Regions from separate parts of the Mus musculus genome. Here regions 1 and 2 are each linked to region 3. A link is a loop called in an ENCODE intact Hi-C map of the cell type or tissue named here. Cell type or tissue: gastrocnemius. All regions are shown on one strand.

Region 1 (8,000 bases), 120 kb after region 3:
GTTGGGTTATTCTTCTCCTCCACGTTTGAGCCCCTACTTCCTGGGATGTCAACACCCACACTGGACTAGGCCCTCCTTCATCAATTAGCATTTAAGAAAATGCTCTGGGGACTGGAGAGATGGCTCAGCGATTAAGAGCACTAACTGCTCTTCCAGGGGTCCTGAGTTCAATTCCTAGCACCCACATGTGGCTCAAAACCATCTGTAATGGGATCTGATGTCCTCTTCTGGTGTGTCTGAAGACAGCTGCAGGGCACTCATACACATAAAATAAATAAATAGAAAAAAAATTCTTTAAGACTCAGGCTTCTAAATTATGGAAAGAAAGGAAGAGAAAAAGAAAGGAAGAAAGGGAAAAAAAAAGAAAAGGCCCTGAAGGCAAGGTCAGATTGGTGGAGCCAGTTCCTCAGTTGAGATCCTCACTCCCCAGGTATGCCAGGTTGATAAACAATGGAGCCATCACACCACTTTTATGTGAGAATTCTACTAAATCATTAAACAAAGGGACAGATGACATATGTCTTTAGACAGAGCTCTAATTCACCAACATGTCACCTCTATAATTCCTAAAGCACACATTAAAGTAAAATTCTTGGAAGGGCAGTGGTTGTACACACATTGAATCCCAACCCTCGGAGGCAGAGGCAGAGTAGTCTGTGAGCTTGAGGCCAATCTGGCCTACAGTACAAGTTTCAGGACAGCCAAGGCCACACAGAGAAACCCTGTCTTGGAAAAAAATAAACAAATAATTGACCAAATTTATTACCTGCAAATGAATGTCTATAATAAACGTCTACAACCAGTCCCCTACCCAGGCACTGTGCTCCCTGCTAGAAGCCACAGGTTGTCAAATAAAAAGCCCATGCCAGAAGCTGTTGGTCAGGAGTGTCCCAGAGGTACCCCCACCCCATAAAACCTTGGCACTGCTCTCAGCATTGCCCTTGGATGTCCAAAGAAGACGAGGCTTTGTTTGTTTGTTTGTTTGGCTAAAGCTCAAGGACATCTTTTCAGAGTCTAAATGAAAACTTCAGTGCAAGTCACTTGTAAGATGTGAGCAGGTACATGGACAGGAGAACGGGAGGGAGGGGAGAACAGCCAGGGCATATAAACTGGCAGGGAGGTCCGCTCCACAGTGCAGACAGCTGCACAGAGGAGAGGAGCCCTTTAGAGAAAATAGAAGGAAGCCGAAATACCGGAGGGCAAGCCCAAAGTGGGAAAGAAAGCTTGCTCAACAGAGTCAGAAAGAAGAAAGGGAATGTTACAGTCCTCTGAACCATTTTGAAAAATGGGGAGTCTTAAATTCTCCAGGTCTGAGCTATGGTCATGCACCCCAGAGTTAGTAGAGTTCTTTGTTCAACAAAAGACTTAAATCTATAATGCATATTTCAAGTTACTTAAGAACAGGTGTGTAGGACTCCTGGCAAGTCTGTGTGTCTCAGGTATATTTTAGATGCAACCATAATGTTTTCATTAAAACATAAACTTCTTCTATTGAGAGGAAAAATAAAAATAATAAAGAGACCCAGCAGCTGCAATGACGGCTCAGAAGTTCATAGCACTCACTGGCTTTGTAGAGAATTTGGGTTTGGTTCCAATCATGGTTGTTACAACTGTCCTTGACTCTACTTCCAGAGGATCCAGTAACTTCTGAATTCCACAGGTATCAGACATGCACACCGCACACACATGATGTCAACACACACACAAATAAATCTTGGAGGAAAAAGATCCTAAATTCTTTAAATACCAAACATACAAAAATGAACCATCAAGTAAAAAAAAAAAAAGGAAGGAAGGAAGGAAGAAAGAAAGAGAGAGAGAGAGAGAGAGAGAGAGAGAGAGAGAGAGAGAGAGAAAAGGGAAAGACATGTTAAAAGTTATATATTCAGGCTGGAGAGATGGCTCAGTGGTTAAGAGCACTGACTGCTTTTCTAGAGGTCCTGAGTTCAATTCCCAGCAACCACATGGTGGCTCACAACCATCTGTGATGGGATCCGATGCCCTCTTCTGGTGTGTCTGAAGACAGCTACAGTGTACTCACATACATGAAATAAATAAATCTTTAACAAAAAAAGTAATATGACGCTCAAGAAGAAGGAAGAGCAACATGTGGGTGCTTCGGTCCTTCTTAGAAAGGGAAACAAAATACACACAGGAGCAAATATGGAGACAAAGCGTAGAGCAGAGACTGCAGGAAAGGCCATCTAGAGACTGTTCTACCTGGGGATTCATCCCAGATACCGTCACCAAACCCAGACACTACTGTGGATACAAAGAAATGCTTGCTGAAAGAAAGCTAATATGGCTGTCTCCTGAGAGGCCCTGCCAGAGCCTTCCAAAGACAGATCCAGATGCTCACAACCAACCATTGCACTGAGCGCAGGGTCCCCAATCAATGGGAGGAGAGGTCAGTGAGTTTGGCAATGTCAGGAAGACTTGCAAAATCACAGATTTACTCCTAGTTCTAGGCACTCTGCGCCCAAGGACACAAATGACAGAGTTCAGAGGAAACATCCTTTAACTCTGTGGCACGCCTATGAAAAAGCAAGCATCTCTGGGTGACACGGAGACAAGGTAGAGGGCGGGCAGGGACTGCTCTAGGTCACTCTGCTGTGCAGAATATCACAACCTCTGTGTCAGAGCTAGCCTAGAAGAGTGTCACCTTGGACAACAACCATACTGACCTGATTTGCTACAGAGTAACAGTACCAGGAAAGGGGGACTGTTTACACAAGTCCAGCTTGTTTACACACACACACACACACACACACACACACACACACACACACAAACCACAATCTGCCAGCACACCAAGAGACATTAACTGTGTCAATAAGTAGCAACACTCATACCAGATCATACCAGAAACACCAGACACAGGGGCTTTTGGTCCACAACAGATGGAACCCTCTTACCTGAGACTAAAACCAGAGAGTGGCAGGGTCAGCTGTCAAAAGCCAGCAAAATTGTCAACTCCTGGATCACCATGTCCCTCACCACAGCAGTTTCTTCGTGGCAAAATATTCAGCCCACCTGAAAGTCACCATCCAATAGCCTGTCCTCCCAAGAGGCATTTGGCATCTACGTACCTGCACTGCCAAGCCTTAGCTGGTCCCCTGGAGACTCCCCCCTCACCTACCTCAGCTCTCTACCTGTGTCTTCAGGACAGACGGATTCTGCAGGCTCTTTAACTATTTCCTAGCCATTTGTAACCTGTGTTGTCTCTGGTTGTGTGAAATGTCCCCGTGTGATCTGCTGGTTGATGTTAGGGATTCAAACTGGAATCACTAGGTGTGGAAGTGCACATCTTTCATCCCAGCACTGGAGAGCAGAACTAGGCAGATCTGTGAGTCCAGGACCAGTACCAGCCTCAAGGGTTGTATGTTAGATATCTTGCATATCAGATGTTTACATTACGGTTCATAACGGTAGCAGAATTGCAGTTATAAAGGAGCAACAAAGGTAATTTTATGGATGGGATCACAAAATGAACATTAGGAAGGTTGAGAGTCACTGCACTATGGGCATTTATTCCAGAAAGGATGGGGCCACTCGCTGCTCCAATATGTCTAACCCCCCTCCCCCGCACACACACACCCCGGCACCCCCCACCCCATCTCTCTCTCTCAACACTGAGAATCACAAAGTCCTCTGGGTAGCTGCGCCCTGAGACACTGCATAGGGTGTGTCGAGATTTTCAGGGGAGGACGAAGCAGTTATAGGACTCGTGTCCTAACCTTCATCATCCACGCAGCTCCACCTTCATCCCCCGTAGAAGAGTCCCAATCCAACTCCCAGAGTTGGCTCCTCAGGATCCTCCCGAGACCTTGGTGGAGAAGCCCAGCTGACCCCAGACGCTGCAGCGCTGAGCGCTCAGAGAGGAAGAGACCACCGCTCTGTCTGATGGACCAGCTCCACCCAGCGGAATCGGAGCGGCAAGACCCAGCGGAGCCAGATGAGACTCCGCTGCAGACTCAGCTGTCTTGCAAGACCTGCTCCCATTGCGGTCTCCGTCTGCTGCCGCAGCATCCTGCCCACATCTAAGTCACAGGCCGAACGTACCATTTCCAGCCCCGGAGTGTCCTGGTGTGCTCCTGCGGCTCCTGCTGTCAGTGAAGGCGACTCTGATATCTAGGCCTGGCATCTAGGACATACTTCCAAATAACACAAACATGCCTAATTTGGGGGGCTGGGGAGGGGGTTTAAGGAAACAGACCTCGGTCAGACAAAGCCCCTCATGCAAGAAGCGTACTTCTCATTGGACACTTCAGACACTAAAGTAATAACCTTTACCCTGATAGGCCAGCGAGCCTAACCTTTCTCCGGATAGGCCAGCGAGCCCTTGGCTCAGGTCCTGGAGCGCTAGTGACAGGGCATACAAGTTTTATTAGGCAAATTAGCAAGCAGATTTCACTCTAGACCCCTGCGTTCTAGCCCTGTCTGGGTGACTGTGTGCATGCAAGCGAAGTTTGTTCTCTTGCTTGTAACAATTCACAGTGAGCCGTTCCTAATTCTTCCTCCTAAGAATGGGGTCAGAGCAAGAGAATTCCAGACTCTGGTCACGGAGACAACTCTTAAGAGCTGCTTTGAGTAGGATTAGGAGGAAGGGCCTTATTAAAGGAAACCTCTCAGCCCGCTCTCATCTTCCCACATCCCACCGCTATACCGCCAGTCTGTACAAGACTTTGCGAACTATTCCACCAATAAAATTCACAAAAATAACCAGGTGGTGGTGGCGCATGCCTTTAATCCCAGCACTTGGGAGGCAGAGGCAGAGGCAGGCAGATTTCTGAGTTCGACGCCAGCCTGGTCTACAGAGTGAGTTCCAGGACAGCCAGGGCTATACAGAGAAACCCTGTCTCGAACAAACAAACAAATTGACAAAAATAGGCAACCTGACTTGTCTCTCACCCTGCAGTTTCAAAAAAAAAAAAACAAAACAAAACAAAAACAAAAACAAAAAGCAAAAAACCAAACAAAACAAAAACAAAAAATGTTTACCCAGAAAACCAGTTTCTGGGCCTGTTGAAATCAGTGCCCTCCTGCCCTGCTCTCTACTGCAAAAACGGATTTTCAGAGCCTTTGTGATGTGTTCAGGTTTGGAGGCCTTATTTTCTCAGACCAATAAACATCTGCTCTTGCTGTGTGTTAGGGTTTGTATTAATTAGGGTTTTATTGCTGTGAAGAGACACCATGTCCAAGGCAACTCTTATAAAGGCAAACATTTAATTGGGACTGGCTTACAGTTTCAGAGGTTCGGTCCATTATCATCATGGTGGAAAGCATGGCAGCCTCCAGACAGATATGGTACTGTAAGTGTTGGGAGTCCTACATCTTAATCAGAAGGCATCCAGGAGGAGACTGTCTTCTCCAGGCAGCCAGGAAGGGACTCTCTTCTGCACAGGGCAGAGCTTGAACACTAGGAGCCTCAAAGTCCACTGCAACAATGACATACTTCCTCTAACAAGGCCACAAGTCTTAAAAGTGCCACTCCCTGGGCCTTGCCAAGCAATTCAAACCACCACATGGTTCTTTAGCATAACAGAACACACACACACACACACACACACACACACACACACACACACACACACAGCGGGAGAGAGATGTATAAAATAATTTACAGGCTGTGGTCTAACTAGTCCAACAATGACTGACTTTGAACAGAAAGTCCAAGAACCCAGTAGTTGCTCAGAACACAAGGCTGGATGTCTCAGCTGGTGTTCAACTGATATCAGAGTCACAAAGAGCTAGGCTCTAATGCCAGTGTAGAAATGGACTTGCAAGCAAGGCAAGAGCAAGCAGGCAAAGAATAAAAGCTTCCTTCTCCCATGTCCTTATATAGGCTTCCAGCAGAAGCAGAAACCCACATTAGATCTGGATTAAAGATCTGGACTAAAGGTATGTCTTCCTATCCCAAGAACAGGATTTAAAAGCATGTGTTTTCTCCATTCAACAACAACAACAACAAAAATATCTAGATTATAGGTGTGTTTTTCAACTGAGAGATCTGAATTAGATGTGTCACATTAACAGTCAAGCACACCCATTGAACACTGTTACCAGGTCAAACTGAGTCTGTTCTTGCATTTTCCTTCAATGACTTTCTTTCCTACTAGACAGTTTTTTTCTTACCTCAAAATTTGGAATGAGGCAGGTGGCTTTTTTGATCCCATACTCAACCAATAACATAAAAACACACAAACAATCAATGCATGTCATTCAAGTTACCAAGTTATGGAGAAAGCAGAACTTATACAAAAAACTGGCTCAAAATAATAGCAAAAAAAAAAAAAGCACAAAAACGCACATTAAAAAATTAAACCATGGGGCTGGAGAGATGGCTCAAGTGGTTAAGAACACTGACTGCTCTTCCAGAGGTCCTGAATTCAAATCCCAGCAACCACATGGTGGCTCACAACCATCTGTAATGGGATCCGATGCCCTCTTCTGGTGCGTCTTCAGACAGCTACAGTGTACTCACATACATGAGATAAATAAATTAATCTTTTTTTAAAATAAATCTTTTTTTTTTTTTTTTTTTTGGTTTTTCGAGACAGGGTTTCTCTTTATAGCTCTGGCTGTCCTGGAACTCACTTTGTAGACCAGGCTGGCCGTGCACCACCACCGCCAGGCTAAAAACTAAATCTTAAAATCACAAAACAAAAACAGGGTTTCTTAATGTAACCTGGAAGCCTTAAATGTCTTTGTCTTGCTGTGTAGACCAATCAGACATTGAGCCCACAAGTATCCACCTATCCTTTTGTACTGAACATAAATAAATTAATCTTTAAAAATAAAACTTATTAAAAAATTAAACCCTTAGATGTGATAGTACAGTGGATTGTCCCATACACAAGCTCTGTGAGATCAAGGCCAACCTGGTTTACATAGTGAGTTCTGTGATAGCCAGGGTTACATAGTGAGATTTTTTTTTCTCAAAAAATGATAGCAAAAAAAAAAAAAAAAAGAAAAGAAAGAAAAAGAAATTAGACCCTGACTGCTCAGCTTAACCCCTTGATTTACAATGTTGCAATAGAACCCCAGACCTTAGTTGGTCCTCAGACCTTAGCACAACTGATTCCAGGATGGAATTGTAAAATTCAGCAAGTAGAGAGTAAAATCTACCAAAACCAAAGTCCTACTCCACCAAAGTCTGTAGTTCTGAGAAAGTCTCTAAATGTCTTGACCTTGCTTTTGGGCTTTTTAAAGTTCTGTTTCTGGTTAATTGTTCTTGTGAACGGAAGTATATCAACCCAGGACAGGTTTCCTATGCACAAAATCTTACCTTGAGAAGGATTGAGAACAATACAGGGGTCCCAAACACCCAGTGACGTTGCTGGGCAGCTAATAAAGTCTTTCTATTACCTAACACCCATGTCCGAGTGGCCTTCTCTGGTGGGTACCACACAACAGTGTCTCCTACAAACATTTACAACTGACCTTCCGACGAATGACACATGGCACCTGACCCTACATGGCCAGTGTAAACAGGGTATTGGGTGCTAGAAAAATCTAGCTCTCCCCCTCAGATAGAAACCCCACACAAATGGTCCAGCAGTAAGATTAAATAGCCTCTCACTCACCTGCTATAAAAACCTTCTATGTTCTCTGAGTGGATGCAATGAGTTCTGTTCTCTGGCAGTCAGCTGGGGCTGCACAACCATGCATTTACTAAATCATCTAGTATTCTGTTTATCTTTGTTAGGTCCAGAGCAGCCCCCAAAATGGCAGTGCGTGTTGACAATGTCCTAAACAGAAAACATTTTATTGGGTAAGCAAGCCTAAAGGCTGGTTTCTGTTTACCAGAGGAACAGATCTTCTCATCCCTGCTAAAGATGAACTGCCTCAGGCAGGGGCATCTAGTTCCCAGTCAATCCTAATAGCTCAATTCAAGCCCATGTGTTGACATATTGTAAGACCCCGACCCTCTGTCAGTGGTACTTACTTCAAGATGCCCCAAATGAAACACCAAAACACAGATAGATACAAAAGCAAGA
Region 2 (8,000 bases), 110 kb after region 3:
TTCTCTCTCTGCTCCTGACTCATGCCGATTGCTCAGACAGTTCTCTCTCTCGTCTCTGCAATAAAACAAAAACTTTCCCTTTAATCATACCAGAAACTGGTCATGTGCCAGGCTACACAGGAATCCCTGCAGCCACACTGCTAAAACGGATCTGGTCCCCTATAGACTCTCCCTCACCTACTTAGGCTGCCTGTGACTTCAAGTCAGACTGATCTCTGCAGCCTCTTTAACCATTTCCTAGCCATTCTGTAACCCACATTGTCTCTCATGTGAAATGTCAATGTGAGAGCTGCTGGTTGAAGTTTGGTTTCGGATCCAGACAAGCGACCGAGGTGCATATTTTACACACCAAAGCAGACCTGGCCTCCAGGTTCTCCCAGCAGCCACCAGACCCTACCTGGCACACCCTGCTTCCAACCTTGAACTTTCCAGCCCGGGAGCTTCCCCCAGAAGCTCCTTCCTCTATAATCCAGACATTTTGGTCTCTCCTCTTCCCTCTCTTTGCCCTTTTCTTTATTTCTATTCCCACCACGCCCCTGGCCTCAGTCCTTGGGACCAGTGAACTAGCCTGAGAGCAGCTTCTCAATAAACCTACTTGCCTTTAATATAATCTAATCTGGCTTGGATTGGAGGAAAATAATCTATCAGCTGATGTTAGTGATTCAAACTGGAATAAAAGGGCTAGGTGTGGTAGTGCACATCTTTCATCCCAGCACTCGGGAGGCAGAACCTGGAACATCCTGTGAGTCCAGTGCCAGCCTGCTCTGCCTACACAGGGAGTAGCAGCCAGCCAATACCAAATAGTGAGAAGCTGTCTTAAAACAAACAACAAAATTTGAGATAAAGGGCCAAGCATGGTGGCACCACCTTTTAGCCACAGCACTGTGGAGGCCAGGCAGACAGATCTCTAATTTCAAATCAATGTGGTCTATAGAATAAGCTCCAGAGAAGGCAGAATTACACAGTGAGACTCATCTCAAAACACAAGTTGTAAGACTGGATGAAGAGCACTTGCCAGGAAGAAAGGAAGGTCAGGCTTACAAAGCAAAGTGCCACCAATGAAACAATGCTGTTGAATTTGGGTATTCAATAAATTCTGCCATTGAAGCCTGCCTGGGAGAACTGAGGATATTCGAAAGAGACTCTGAAACTGTGGACCTCGAAGAAATGGGAATTTCCTCAGGAATCTCAGGCTGAAAGAAGGAGAAGGCACCAATCAGAGTGGGGAGCCTGTCTCTCAGAAAGGGATTTAACACCCTTCTAACAATTTGTCCGATGACCTAGCAGGATGAGCCTGAAGCCCACCAGTGGTGGGCCAGTGCAGGACCAGACCTCAACATCACTGTTTGCTCATGCACATCCCTGGCCTCTACTTCACTCTGATCTCACTTCAGGACCTTGAAGACAGACATAGGGGCCTCCCTAGATCTCTTCTTCCTCTACTGGGGTCCAGGAATCTCTTCACAAACCACAGGAACACAGATCTTAGTCAGACAGGAAGAGTTTATTGTGTATTTGCCCCAGGACTGATGGAGCTGATTGCAACATCCCCTGCCCCCCTCCCCCCAAAAGCCAGAATCCTTCAGAGCTTTTAAACTTGAAATCCACAAACATCTGTGCCAAGTTATTCTACCATTCTACTAATCAGGATCTAAGGATAGGGGACTTCCTTAGGAATATGTCTTATGTATTTATTTATTTATTTATTTATTTATTTATTTATTTATTTATTTACTTACTTACTTACTTATTTATTACATTTATTCTGTCATCATTGGTTGGGTTATTCAATGGTGGCAGAGTGACTTGCTTGCCTAACATTCATGACTTAACTTGCCAACCAGGATGACAGGATGTCAATTTCCATGGTGGTCTTAGAACTTAAAATTTCACTTAACTCCTACTCAAAATGGAAGTCTCCTTTCTTTCTTCCTTCCTTCCTTCCTTCCTTTCTTTCTTTCTTTCTTTCTTTCTTTCTTTCTTTCTTTCTTTCTTTCTTTTCTTTCTTCCTTCCTTCCTTTCTTTCTTTCTTTCTTTCTTTCTTTCTTTCTTTCTTTCTTTCTTTCTTTCTTTTCTTTCCTTCCTTCCTTCCTTCCTTCCTTCCTTCCTTCCTCTCTCTCTCTCTCTCTCTCTCTCTCTCTCTCTCTCTCTCTTTCTTTCTTTCTTTCTTTAAGATTTATTTATTTTATGTATGTGAGTATACTGTTGATCTCTTCAGACACACACCAAAACAGGTTTTTAAATTCCCTCCCATTACAGATGGTTGTGAGCCACAATGTGGTTGCTGGGAATTGGACTCAGGACCTCTGAATGAGCAGTCAGTGCTCTTAACCTCTGAGCCATCTCTCCAGCCAGAAGTCTTATTTCAAATGGCTTCTTCTATTGGTGTAGGTGTCTCTCTTATTTATTGAATACTCACAGCCATCCCAGGGGCAGCTTATAAAAGCAAAAACTGCTCTTTGCCCCTTGTCTCTCTTTGACTCTCTTCTCTCCCTGACTCCTTTCTCCCTCTCCCCACTCCCCCCGTCCCCATCAGCCTGTCAGTCCGTCTGTCTGTCTCTGTCATTCTCTGTCTCTACTCCCTCCTCAATTCCCTTTCCCATATCTATAAATAAACTCTATTCTATACTATACCCATTGTATGACTGGTACCTCAGGAGGAAGGGATGCCTCAGCATGGGCCCACCAATGCATCCCTCCCACCTCACCATACTCAGCTCTACCAAACATATCTTGTTGGTTTTTGTTTTTGTTTTTAAATAAATCACAACAATAAGTGACCATTAAAAATGGTTATCAAGGGACTGGAGATATGGCTCAGTTGTTAAGAGCACTGACTACTCTTCCAGAGGTCCTGTGTTTAGTTCCCAGAAACCGCATGGTGGCTCACAAACATCTGTAATGGGATTTGGCACACAGGTTTACATGCAGATAGAGCAATCATATACATAAAATAAATAATTAAAAAATGTTGGGGCTGGTGAGATGGCTCAACGGATAAGAGCACCAACTGCTTTTCCAAAGGTCCTGAGTTTAAATCCCAGCAACCACATGGTGGCTCACAACCATCTGTAATGAGATCTGACGCCCTCTTCTGGAGTGTCTGAAGACAGCTACAGTGTACTTACATATAATAAATAAATAAATCTTAAGAAAAAAATGTTTATCATGGGCTGAAGAGATAGCTCAGAGTTTAGGATCCTGGTTCAATTCCCAGCACCCATATGGCAGTTTACAACTCCTGTTTGTAACTCCAGGTCCAGGAGAGCTGGCACCCTCACATAGGCATAAATATACAGGTAAAACACCAATGCACATTCAAAGTAAATAAATCTTTTAAAAAATTTTAAGAACAACATCAACAACAAAAGCAAAAACCATAAAAGCGCATACACAGTGCTACCAGGCCATTGGTTCAGGGCCAAGCTTATTGCGGCTAACTATACAAAGCACTTCTGACTTTATTGTGATTGGTTTCAAAAAAACACCAAAGCACAGAACATAACAGAATATGCAATCAACCTGGACATGAGGAAGTCTCCTAGTGACAGCAATAGCAGCATGCAGTGGCTTGCTAAACAGGCAGGCAGCAGTTCCCCAGGCGTTAACACTTTCCAATGTACAGACACTGAATGCATCTTTTCTGCTTTTCACCAATATTTGGCTCTTCTTTATTGGCTTACTGAGAACAGGGGGCTGGGCCTGACTTGGGGCACAGGTTGGGAATGCCAGCTTCAATAACACAAACGTGTCTGTCTGTTGCCTGACATAACGGGCTCAAGGCTCTTGTGGTCACTGTAAGATGAATGATGTTATAGGTTTGACAGAAAGGGAGCTGAGAAGAGATTCACTGGGTGAATTATAATATCAAGCCTCAGGCAGCTATAACCTAAGGCATAATCTATAACCACAGGCAGACCTACGCTAAGCACGGGCAGTGTGAAAAAGCATCGGAGAAGGAACAGATAGACACTTGAGCCCTGAAGCTGGGTGTGGTGGTGCAAGCCTTTACTCCCAGCTCTGGAGAGGCAGAGAGACTTCTGAGTCTGAGATCAGCCTGGTTCACAATGTGGGTTCCAGGACAGCCAGAAGAACTACACAGAGAAACCCTGTCTGGAAAAGTCCAACTCCCCACCCCCTTACAAAAGACTAGAGAGCCATGACTCTAAGCTATCCTGCATCCAGTCGTTTTCCCCACCTTAACTGCAGCTGAGGTTTAGCTCATGACTTGAGGTTTATGAGAAATTGAGCCAGGTTGTGCAGGCGCCTAGTCATATGGAGTTCTTAACCACAGCATGACCGTTAATTCCGCTCTACCTGCAGAAACAAGAAGACCGGATATGGAGTTTCCCAAACCCTCTGCTCCCAATGGAACCGAACCGAACCAATAAAAAGCTTGAACTTCCTGTGTAAGTCCCCGAGCCCTGTTAGGTGCACTCAACTCATCCAGGGAATAAAGCCGTGCTATTCCAAAAAAGTGGTCTCCGGCTGTCATTGTGTCCGGATGCTTCTCTGCCCCGTTTTGTTTGTTTATAATATTGAGAGTCACAGATACTCTTAGTAGCTGCATCCTGAGACATTACATGGGAGTGTGGCGAGGTTTTAGGTAAAGAGCAGGGCAGTGAATTAACAGCTACCATCCACGTAGATCCCCCTCCCTCATCTCTGCAAAAAAGCCCCAGTTCGACTCCTAAGGCGGCCCACTCACGACCCAGACTGTAGGGGACCCGGGCAGCACGCGCTAAGCTAAGAGACGTTGCAACACCCAAAGCTCAGATAAGGAAAGGCCCGAAGCTCTGCCTGCTGGCCCAGCTCCTTCTAGCAGGATGCCAGAAGCAGCAGGGGCCAGCGGGGACAGACCAGACTCAGCGGCAAGCAGTATCAGCGGTATCCCTTACCGCCTCCAGGTTGCAGCTGCCTCCTCCCACACCTGGGACGCTCAACAGCATTCACCATTTCCTGTCTTTTCGTGTCCTGGTGTCCTCCTGCCACTCCTGCAGTCAATGAATGCGACCTGGAGGCCAAGGACTGTGCTCTAGGATCTGCTTTCAAAGAACACACAGGTACCTAAAATGCGCAGGAAAAGAAACAGATCTGATAGTGGCAGAATGCCTCACTCACAGAACAAACTCCTCGTTGGCCAATCAATACAAGCGCTCAAGTAACACCTTGGACCCACCTCCTCAAGACCCAGGAACAGAGGAAGCAACTTGAACCAGGCAAGGTAGAGCTCAAATTACAGACTCTTGATCTTTCCCGATCCCAGAATCCCGCTGTCGTCCATGCAGGACATTGAGCACCAGCAGGGATTAATGAAGGAATCACACTGGCCATGAAGGCAGTTACAGACCTTGGGGCTCGGTGGGAAACTCCTTTTGTAAGATTTGTGGTAGCTCAAAATGACCATGGTTGTAAAAAAGTTAAGTAAATGTGTTCTTTTCCCAGAATTTGCCTCACTGCAAGGTGTGCTAAGTCTTCCGATTGTATAGAAAAGCCCACACAATGTCTCCGGTCCTTAAGTCTGCCCCCTTAATGCAGTTAAAGGTTAACCAGTGATAAACTGCCAGCCCTAAACTGTGACTGAGAACTGCTCTAAAAAATGTATAAAAGGTGTGTGCTTTAGCTACTCAGGGTTGCTTCTATCCTGATTTCAGAACGACCCCAGCAGGGTGGATTAATAAACCTCTTGCTTTTTGCATCGATCTCCGTCTCTGTGAGTGGGACATCCCGGACGTAAGGCTTTTCGGGTCTTACACTTTCAGAACTATAATCAGCGGCAATATTTGGCTTCCTACTCTTTGGCTGTTGTGGTCTTCCTCAAAGCCAATTCCAAAAGCCAAGTATTTTCCAAAAGGACTGCAGGGCTAGATAGGCATCTTAATGGTGTAAGGGTTCATGATTGTCCGAAGAATGATACAGGGGATTCAAGTAGTATGTAAACACAGTGTTTTATTCTGCAGAAGTCCATCATGCTGGGGTCTCCCACTACCAAGATAAAGACAGAGAGACCCCCCCGAAGTGAGCTCGCAGGCCTGATTTAAAGCACAGTAGGGGAACTCTGGGTAGGTGACCTCTATCTTAATCTGTTGAGTTCATATCTAGGGACATCCCAGAGCCATTATGGGGCGTGGCGGCTGAAAAGTGCTGCTGTCCTTGCCATTGTCCTTGCCTCAGGTTGGGTGGCGCGACAGCTTCCGACTAGCTGCCTGAAGGGTTTTTCTAGTAGCCGACTTGCTTGAGCTTGCCTGGACTTGTCCAGTTCATGGAAACATATTTAGGCCTGTCTCCTGAAGCTTGTCTGGAGTCAGCCTAGCCTTCTCAGTGGTAGCGCTTTGCGAGCTTCTGTGAAGTCCTGGGCCCGGCCCTCACCACCCCCACGCCTGCATCAGAAACAAAACTGGAAACAGAATGTCTTTCTGAAGTATTTCTTTTTAATTGCGTTTACACGTGCAGGACTGTGTGTGGGTCTGAATTGTGAGAGCAGTGCTCCCAGAGGCTTCCAATAGAACCACGTTTGCCATCCATGCTGCTGTACAGATGTTTCTCTTTGTTGTGGTGAAAACAAGTGCTGGGGTTAATGCGAATGTTAAGATATTGGGCTGAGGGCTGGTGAGGTGGCTCAGTGGGTAAGAGCACCCGACTGCTCTTCTGAAGGTCCGGGGTTTAAATCCCAGCAACCACATGGTAGCTCACAACCACCCATAACAAGATCTGACTCCCTCTTCTGGATTGTATGAGGACAGCTACAGTGTACTTACATATAATAAATAAATGAATCTTTAAAAATATTTAAAAAAAAAGATATTGGGCTGAGGAGCTGGGAACGTAGCTTGGTGATTAAGAGCACCTTCTGCTCTTGGGCAGGACCAGACTTCAGTTCCCAGCACCCCTGGCAGCTCACAACTACCAGCTTGCTCTAAGGTAGTAAGTGGTTTTCAACCTTCCCAATGCGGTGACCCTTTAATATAGTTCATTTGGCAACTCAAACCATTACATTGTTTTTGTTGCTAGTTCATAACTGTGATGCTGCTGTTATGAATCATAATGTACATTTTTTTGTTGAGAAGGAGGGTTGTTAAAAGGCCACCAACCCACAGGTTGAGAAGCAATACTCATAAGGCATCTAATGGCTTTCTGGACTCGGGTTACCGTCACACATGTCCATACTCACACATATAAGTATAAAAAAATTGAAAATGTGTCATACCTATACATAAATATATAAAAATAAAAATGTTTTAAAATGTTGACTATGGTGAGGTGAAGGACACTGAAAAAATAAACAGGAAGGCTTGATTCTGGGTATGAGATTGCCAACCTGAGCACATTTGGGAAACAAAGCTGGTCTTGACAGGTTGGCGAGTCATACACAGGCCCTGCTGTCTAGTTTTCCTTTCGTGGGCTCCTGCACTGTACTGGTTACTTGTGACAACTTGACACAGGCTAGAGTCATTTGAGAAGAGGGAACCAACATTGAGAAAATGCTTCAAAACCGGGCTGAACGCAAGGCTGTAGAGCATTTTCTCGATTTGTGACTGATGGGGGGAGGGCCCAGTCCATTATAGATGGTGCTATCCCTGGGCTGGTGGTCCTGGATTCTGTAAGAAAGCAGGTTGAACAAGGCAGTGTGAGCAAGCAGTAGTAAGCAGCTCCCCTCCGTAGCCTCTGCATCAGCCTCCAGCTTCCTGCCCTGTCTGAGTTCCTGTCCCGACTCCCTTTGATGATGCACTGTGATTTTGAAGTATAAAGCCAGATGAACCCTGTCTCCCCACTCGTTTGGCTTGTGGTGTTTATCACAGCCATACTCACCCACTAAATCATGCACCTAATGTAACTGCCACAGACTAAATTGTAGGCGTGGATGGCTTCAAAAAGCTTCCACCTTTCCAGGAAGGAGGTCACCCCAGACTACCCAATAGTCAAAGAGCTCACCAAGTCAACCTGCAGCGGCATCTTGGTATCTGTGTCTCTTTATGGTTAGAACGCCTAGTTGTGGTCAA
Region 3 (8,000 bases):
GCGGCTGCAGTTCAGTGGTACACCTCTTGCCTACCACATACAAGCTCCTTGGTTCAACCCTGAGCATGGAGGAAAGAAAAATGGAAGCAAAATGAAGCCAAATCTCTATTTATAGATAATATGATCATCTTATTAAAATTATTATTATTACCTGGTAAGGGTGTTTTACCTGCCTGTCTATCTGTGCACCATGCGCATGTCTGATGCCCAGAGATCAGAGGAGGGTGTTGGATTCCTTGGAACTGGAGTTACAGGTGTGAGGTGCCACACAGGTGCTGGGAATCAAGCCTCAGTCCTCTAGGAAAAGAGCCAGTGCTCTTGACTGCTCCTATGTTCATAGTCTTAAAAGACCCAAAGTGCCGCACCAAGACTCTTACATCCAATCATTACTTCACCAAAGTAGTACAATAAAGTCAGTCTAGAAAAACCAAGTAGCCATTTATATAATGAAAATGGTGATAAAATAATTTTTAAAATTGTCTTCCAAAAGCCCAAGAAACAAGCGACCAGACAAAAAGTCAAATATACCTATGAATAACTTAGTCAAGCTGAGGTCATCGTGACAATCTAAAAACACTGAAGACTGAATGCTCTAGAAAAGGGAAACCATTCCTATGCTCACAAATCACCACCATAGTAATATGAAAAAGTCTAAGCTGTTCAGACTTCACACATGCCCCTCAAAGTTCCAATGTCATTATTTCCAGAAATAGAGAACACACTCCTGTAACTGTAAGAAAACCCAAACACTCCAAATGGTCAAAGCAACACTGAGCAAAAAGAGTAATGCTAGCTAGAGTTCTTACTACACCAATTTAAATTATGCTCTAAAAGCAGAGTGAAATAGTATAACTTAAAAACCGACACACGGAGCAATGGAAGGGTCCCAGAACAACCATGGAGCCACTCCTTCTGGTTTCAGCAAAGGCACCCAAATCACGCTAAGGATAAGAAGTGGCCTCAATAGGAAATCAGCATTGTATGTACAAGAGTAGCCCTAAATCCCTCTATTATTCTGTATAAAAGCAACACAAAGTGAACCAAAGAGCTTAACATAAGGTCTACAAAACTTGAAACTCAGAGGGAAATCTACAGAATACATGAAGCTATAGGCGTGGACAATGGCATTCTCAATCTAATAGTTTACAGGAAGTATGACAAATTGGGAATGGACATTAGAGGCTCAGGACTATAATGTTAACACCCAGAAAGCAGAGGAAGGAAGAGAGCTGTAAATTAGATGTTACCCTCATGTATGCAGCAAATTCCAGTCCAGACAGGCCTACAAAGCAAGAACCCATATTAAAAACAAAAACAAACAAAATCCCCCAAAGTATAAATGGGAGTTAATCACTGCAAGAAGTTAAAGAGCTTTTATAAAGAAAAAGGAAACAATTCTTTATTAAGAGAGAGAGAGAGAGAGAGAGAGAGAGAGAGAGAGAGAGAGCGCGCCACAGAGTTGGGGGTGGGGGAATATCTTTGGACTCTCATTCATCTGACAAGAGATTAACATACAGACAAAAAGTACACACACACACACACACACACACACACACGCACACACACACACACACACACACACACACACAGCAAGCTTAAAAGCAATTTTAGGTACACGAAACACACAATGAGAAAACCAGTACAAGGCAACAAAAATTATATTACAAATAAACAAGTAACTGAATCAACACAAGTAGAAACAATCCATTCTCAAACAATGTACGAATAGCCAATAAATACATGAAAATTCTCAATACAATTAACTTTACCCCAGTGTGAATAGCTATCAAGAAACCAAACTATAACACAAACTGGTGAGAATGTACGGCTGCTCCTGGCAATGTGTATTAGCACGGTCACTCTGGAAAACAGAAGTTTCATCAAAAATCAAAATATACTACTACCTTATGATCCTGCTGTACTACTGCTTAGTATGCAACAAAAGGAATCTAAGTCAGATAATACTAGAAACACTTGTGCTCCTGTTCCTACACAACTGCTGACTGCTCTCAATTATAGGATCAGCCCAAGTGCCCATCTCAGCCTAAGTGCCCATCAATAGATAAACTAAAATTTTTCAATTTTTAATGTGCTATATAAGAAACATAGACTATTCTTGGTCACCAAGAATTGTTATTGGCAGGAATCTGGATGGAACTGGAGATTGATAGTAAGTTGTCAACTCAGTTCCAAATGGTGTCCCTTCTATATCGAACAGAATCAAAATGTAAACAAACTAGAGAGATGAACTAAGGGAGTCTACTTGGGAGAACAGACCCACTGGGAAGAAGAAACGGAACCAGAAAAAACAGTTAGTGGTTATGGTTAAAGTACATGGAAACCTGGGTTACAATGTCATTTGAAAACCTATAACTTTGCCAACATACGAGCTAATAATTTAAAAAAACATTGAAATAAAAAAATTATGTACAAAGAAAAAGCCCCTTTTTCCAACATAAAGAAAACGTAAGTGCGGCCAAAACTGTTGCTGTAGACTAGGCTAAGGTGTGCCGACCACTAGGTTGAGTGTAAAGCGCTTTTCTTGACCTCGCACTTTACTTATCATAATGTAACGTTATGGAAACTCTAGGCACACCTATATATGCGGACAACTGCATCCATCATCTTATAGTAAATATTAGTGTTTAAAAAGAAACTAAGAAATGCAAAAATGATCCAGAACACTGTTGTTCACCTCACACAGCTAGACACATCTTCTGCCACTCAAGGACATGTTCCAAGCCTCCAACCAGTGAACAATGTTCCTGAATGACTACAAGGCATTCTTAAGTTGAAAAACTGTGAAACATTTTGATTCATGAAATAGGAAAGTACCTCCAACTCACTGGTGGACTAATCACACAGCATACCTCATGAATCGCACTCCCTTAAATCCAGCACTCAGTCTCCTGGGTAGCAACTGTTATGGTTACAAGAGCAGAACTTCAGTTACCCCTCAGTGCATCCAACACAGGGGACACCGAACTACAGAACTAATCCCTTTGAGACCTCCTAAATCCAAACACCAGCTCTGCCAGAAGTAATGTGGAGAATCCTTTTATAGATGAGCCACTCACTCACCACGTATACCGAGTTAGTAAATGTATTGAACACGTGGTTTTACTAAGGCAGTAACACCAATAAATCTCTTAGTGTAATAGCTAGAGAAATTACAATGAAAATGAAATATACATGAAAAGCAAAATTTACACAGTATATTTACATAAACACACACACACACACTAATAGTTCGTGACTTAAAAATAAAGATTAAGCACAAGTTGACAACAGTCTTGCCTACATAGAAAGTTCCAGGCTAGCCAAGGCCATGTAACATGACACCATCTGAAAAAAGACAAAGAAAAACACTCTAAACACTGAGTACCTGCCATCCATTCAGCTCTTGACACCAACAGACCTTGACTGCTCTCCACTTTGGTCAGAGAAGCTGCTTTTCCCAGTGGACAGCTGTCAATGGAGTGATGCACAACTGGTCAAAGGGCTATAGAGACTGAATGGGTACCTCTAAATGAGACAGCTATATTAGTCTCCACCATCAGCAAGGCTCAGGGACAATCAAAGAAAAAGCAACAAGAATACAGAAGCCAGAGGGAGGGAGAAGTGCTGTGAAATGCTGGGTTCTTTTTTTTTTTTCTTTTGACATGGTTACTATAATCATGAACTCATAGCAAATGTGACTGCATGCACAAGGCCTACATTGTAAGATTAAGTCAGCCCAGATCCCAGCATCTCCCTTACTGAGAAGCTACAGGTAGTGAATAGCTGCTGGGGGGTGGAGAATGACTAGTGAAGATGTAACTACTGGTAGGTCCCCCATCCTCCAGTAGATGGCCCCAGACTCATGCATGTATGAACGACACTAACTAGACTAGCAGGTTATTTTTAAAGACAAAGTTAAGAGGGGGTGTTGGGGAGAAATAGGAAGGCTTGGAAGGAGAAACAGTGGATATGCATGATTCTCTTTTCTTGTATATGTGTATGAAATTCTCAAAAGAAATAAGTCAACTTGGAAAGACAGGCTGACCCATGATTACAATATACTTATTCCTACCTTCTGAATAGGAAAACCAAAACAAAATCAACCCTAACATTTGCTATTCTAAAAAATATTTTGAAAATACTTCAAAGTCAAAAAGAACAGATACTCAGGATTGTGAGAACACACGAGAGAGCAACATAAAAGAAACAATCAATTTAAGACTGGTTTAGGCCTGAGGAGGTGGCTACGTGGGGAGCCACTTGCTGTGCAGTCATAAGGACTCAAGTTTCATTCCCTATTAATAAGAAGCTGGGAATGACTGAGTTATCTATAGAGAAGATACCTTCTGTATTGTACCGATCAATCAAAAAGCTCATGGGCCGTGACTTAGGCAGGAAATGCAAGGAGGGACATCCAGGAGGCAGAAAGGATTCTGGAATAGAGCCAGAGGTAGGAGATTTGCCCAGGAAGATGTAACTAGACAGGTGCTTGGTACCTCAGCACAGGTAAGCACCCACATGGCAGAATGGAGGTTAAAATAAATGGGTTATCTTTAGTTATGATCTAGCCAGAAAAGAGCTTAGCAATATGGCTAAGGCATTTGTAAATATATTTTGAGTCTGAGTCTTATTTCTGGGAACATGATGCTGGGAGGAAGAACCAGAGCCAACTTCTAGAGTGTCTCTATACTCAGCACTGGGGGGACAGACACAAGAAATGCTCCTGCTGCCCAGCTCCAGGCTCAGTGAGACTCTGTCTTAGGGGGAATAACAGTGATAGATAGAGCAAGACACCCAATATATTACTTTGCTCACTTTGTGAACACCACCAACCATACCAGCAACACATAAACAATGCCCTCCAAACACACTCGTCTACGTACGTACACACACACACACACACACACACACACACACACACACACACACACACACATTTTTCGTGAAAAATAAGCATATACACAAAATGCTTATAATTAGCCAAATAAAACCAATAGGACTATCCCAATACTCACAAAGCCATTTTTTAAACTACCCATTAAACATGATTGAAAAACAATACACTTATGCAGGGTTTGAGGGGGCTCAGCAGTTAAGAGTACTTACTGTTCTATCATGAAGACTAGGATTTTGATCCCATGACACACATCAAACATGTCACAATTCCTGTAATACTATCTCCAAAGCACTCTAGCCTCCATGGGCATATGTCTACATACCCTCACATGCTCACACATAAATACTAAAATGCATTTAAAGACATTTATGTGGACTGGCATACTTCAAATATCAATTTACCAATGAATCTAACATAATTTACAATGAGAAGCATCTACTTATTAAATACAAAAAGATATCACCTATTAAACTAATACATGATTGCTTTAAGAAGTGTCACAAATGTAATAAAATGCACTTTCTATTCCTGTGAGCATTTTTCATATGTAGGTCTCACTGGTCTGCAGTTCATGTAATTAGGCCGCCATTCCACATTGCTCAATGCTCTGCTCACTGCTTGCTTTTGTAGAGTAAAATTTAAAAACAAGCCAAGAGATGGACTCTCAAGCAGGAGCTAATGACGGTGAATGTGGAAGCAGAGACATTTCATTTTAAACATTCAAAAGCTGGAAGCTGGAAGATTAACAGTTCTGGGTAAACATGATATACAACAAAAGTTTTTTTTTTTTTGGAAAAAAAAAGACTAGAAAAATATTTAAGCTTTATTTTTATGTGTACAAGTGTGTCTCCTGTAACTAGAGTCACATGCAGTTGTGAGCCCTGTGACGTGGTGCTAAAAAGCAAATGCTCTTAAAGGCCAACTCAATGTCCTTTGGAAGGAGCAGAAGATGCTCTTAAAGGCTAACTCATCCCTATCAGCCCCTGAAACATTTCAATAAATACAAAATACTGTACTGATAACATTCTCACCAGAGTGTGCATTTCCTGGAGCATGCTACAAAAAAAAAATAATAAAATAAAATATGTCCAGTCCTTCATAATACTGACATTTATCAGATTAAACATGAAAAAAATTTCAAAGGACTTTGCTCTAGATTTTCCAATGTTTTTCAACAGCAAAAGTTTTCATCCGATATGTGTTACCATCTGTGCCAAATGAAACCTTGAACATCTCTTTTGAGAAGATTAGCACTCCGGATCAAGTTCTTTCCTTGTCTGTTCATTGAACCAAATGGTGTTCATAGAGGTTTCCACTAATAGGAATTCTCCCCACGTACATTCTTGTTAGTTCTATGAAGCTGATAATGAAGAGTTCACAAATCCCGTTTTTAAGATTTCTCTACAGTAGGTTCTTTCATGTCTGTAAGAGGATGTGATAACTCAAGACTATCCAAGATTGCCTAGCTATGAAGGGTTTCTCTCCAGTGACTCCTTCCACATATTCAGAGGGAATGGGGAAGCAGAAAGGGCTTTTTTTTAATACAACACCACATATACACATAAAAGTTTCTCTACAGCTTGAGTTTTCTCCTGTCTCCTCCAAGATCCAGGACTGCAGATGACTCGACCACACTGCTCGCAGTCACAGGCCCGTTTCTCTTTGATGCATTCCAAGGAGCTTTAAGCTCAGAAAACCATTTGTACATTGATTTTCGTTTTAAAAAAAGGTTTCTCCTCATTGTGACATCGCACGTTTGTTTCAATGAAACAAATCAAAAGGTTTTCCACATTGCTAGCACAAATCCAGTCTTTTTCCAGTATGATTTCTCTTATTTCTATGAAAACCACAAAGCGGGGGAAAAAAATCCTCCCATGACTAAAAAACACTGGAATCCAGGGTAGTGTGAAGTAATTCATGTCTATGCAAATGGTTCAGAGTGAAGAAGGGCTTCCCACAGTACTTACAATTAAAAGGCTCATCGTCAAAGTGCAGTTTCTCATGCACCTGGAGATGACTGTCGTAAGGGAAAGTTTCCCCGCACTGCTTACACACGTGGACCTTCCCGTCCGTGTGAGTCTTTTCATGTCTCTGTAGGGAGTAGGACCACAGGAAGGTCTTCCCACACTGCTTGCACTCGTAAGGCTTCTCACCCGTGTGGATTCTCTCGTGGGTTTTCAGGGACCTCGAGGAAGTGAAGCTCTTCCCACACTGCTTACACACGTAGGACACTGGGACGGCGTGAAGGGCTTTATGCTTCTGAAACTGACTCCACAGCACGAAGGCGTTGCCGCACTGCTCACATATGTACGGTTTCTCGTCAATATGGGTTTGCTCGTGTTCTAAGAGGTCAGCAGAACTAGGGAAGGCAACGCCACACTGTTTGCATACATAGGGTTTCTCCTCGGTGTGAATTTTGACATGTCTTTGAAGAGACGCAGATCGAGGGAAAGTCTTCCCACAATGATTACACACGTAGGGCTTCTCACCGGTGTGGGTTATTTTATGCCTTAAAAGCGAATTTAACCGAGTAAAGCTATATCCACACTGGTCACACACATAGGGTCTCTCCCCAGTGTGAATCCTTTCATGTGTTCTCAAGGACCCAGAACAAGTGAAGCTTTTTCCACACAGCTTACAAGCATAGGGCTTCACCCCACTGTGAATTATTTCATGCTTTCGCAACTGAATCCAACGCATGAAGGTGTTGCCACACTGCTTACATTCATAAGGTGTTTCTCCAGTGTGAATTCTTTCATGTATTCGAAAGGAGCGGTAAGTAATGAAGGCTTTACCACACGGTTTACACACATAAGGTTTCTCTCCCGTGTGAATTCTTGTATGAATTTGAAGAGAGCTGTAATGACGTAAGGTTTTCCCACAGTAATTGCACACAAAGAGGTCCCTAACCGAGTGAGTTCTTTTATGTGTTTTAAGGGAACGAGAATGAGCGAAGGTTTTCCCACACTGCAAGCACACGTACGGTTTCTCCCCCGTGTGAATTCTTTCGTGTGTTTGTAGGTAAGTGGGAAAAGCAAAGGCTTTCCCACACTGCTTACAGATATAGCATTTCTTGGCCCGATGACGTCGTTCGTGCCTTCGA

Evidence for each region. Peaks named below come from ENCODE experiments on the same cell type or tissue, not always from the same donor. Only the 100,000 strongest peaks of a DNase experiment are listed, where the experiment ranks them.
Region 1: it touches region 3 in a loop (2.6-fold over the local background); 3 of 42 quality-filtered maps call a loop at or near these places.
Region 2: it touches region 3 in a loop (2.3-fold over the local background); 4 of 42 quality-filtered maps call a loop at or near these places.

What each region holds. Positions count from the first base shown.
Region 1 is chr17:32,887,379-32,895,378 of GRCm38, forward strand. Zfp870 (zinc finger protein 870) reads right to left here and starts at 4,225. Exons shown (of 4, transcript NM_207245.2): 1 at 4,063-4,225. The coding sequence starts at 4,065. In gastrocnemius, a CTCF peak has its summit at 3,935; DNase peaks (open chromatin) are centred at 3,987 and 4,301; H3K4me3 peaks cover 2,066 bases; H3K27ac peaks cover 2,007 bases.
Region 2 is chr17:32,872,810-32,880,809 of GRCm38, forward strand. Zfp870 (zinc finger protein 870) reads right to left here. Exons shown (of 4, transcript NM_207245.2): 4 at 6,412-8,000. Among named protein-coding and RNA genes, the nearest start is that of Gm50050, 12 kb to the left of the region's middle. In gastrocnemius, no CTCF peak of the experiment used is centred here; a DNase peak (open chromatin) is centred at 4,859.
Region 3 is chr17:32,767,577-32,775,576 of GRCm38, forward strand. It overlaps Zfp871 (zinc finger protein 871), which reads right to left. Exons shown (of 4, transcript NM_172458.3): 4 at 1-8,000. The coding sequence ends at 6,776. Among named protein-coding and RNA genes, the nearest start is that of Zfp871, 17 kb to the right of the region's middle. In gastrocnemius, a CTCF peak has its summit at 3,858 (motif pointing right); no DNase peak of the experiment used is centred here; H3K27ac peaks cover 1,360 bases.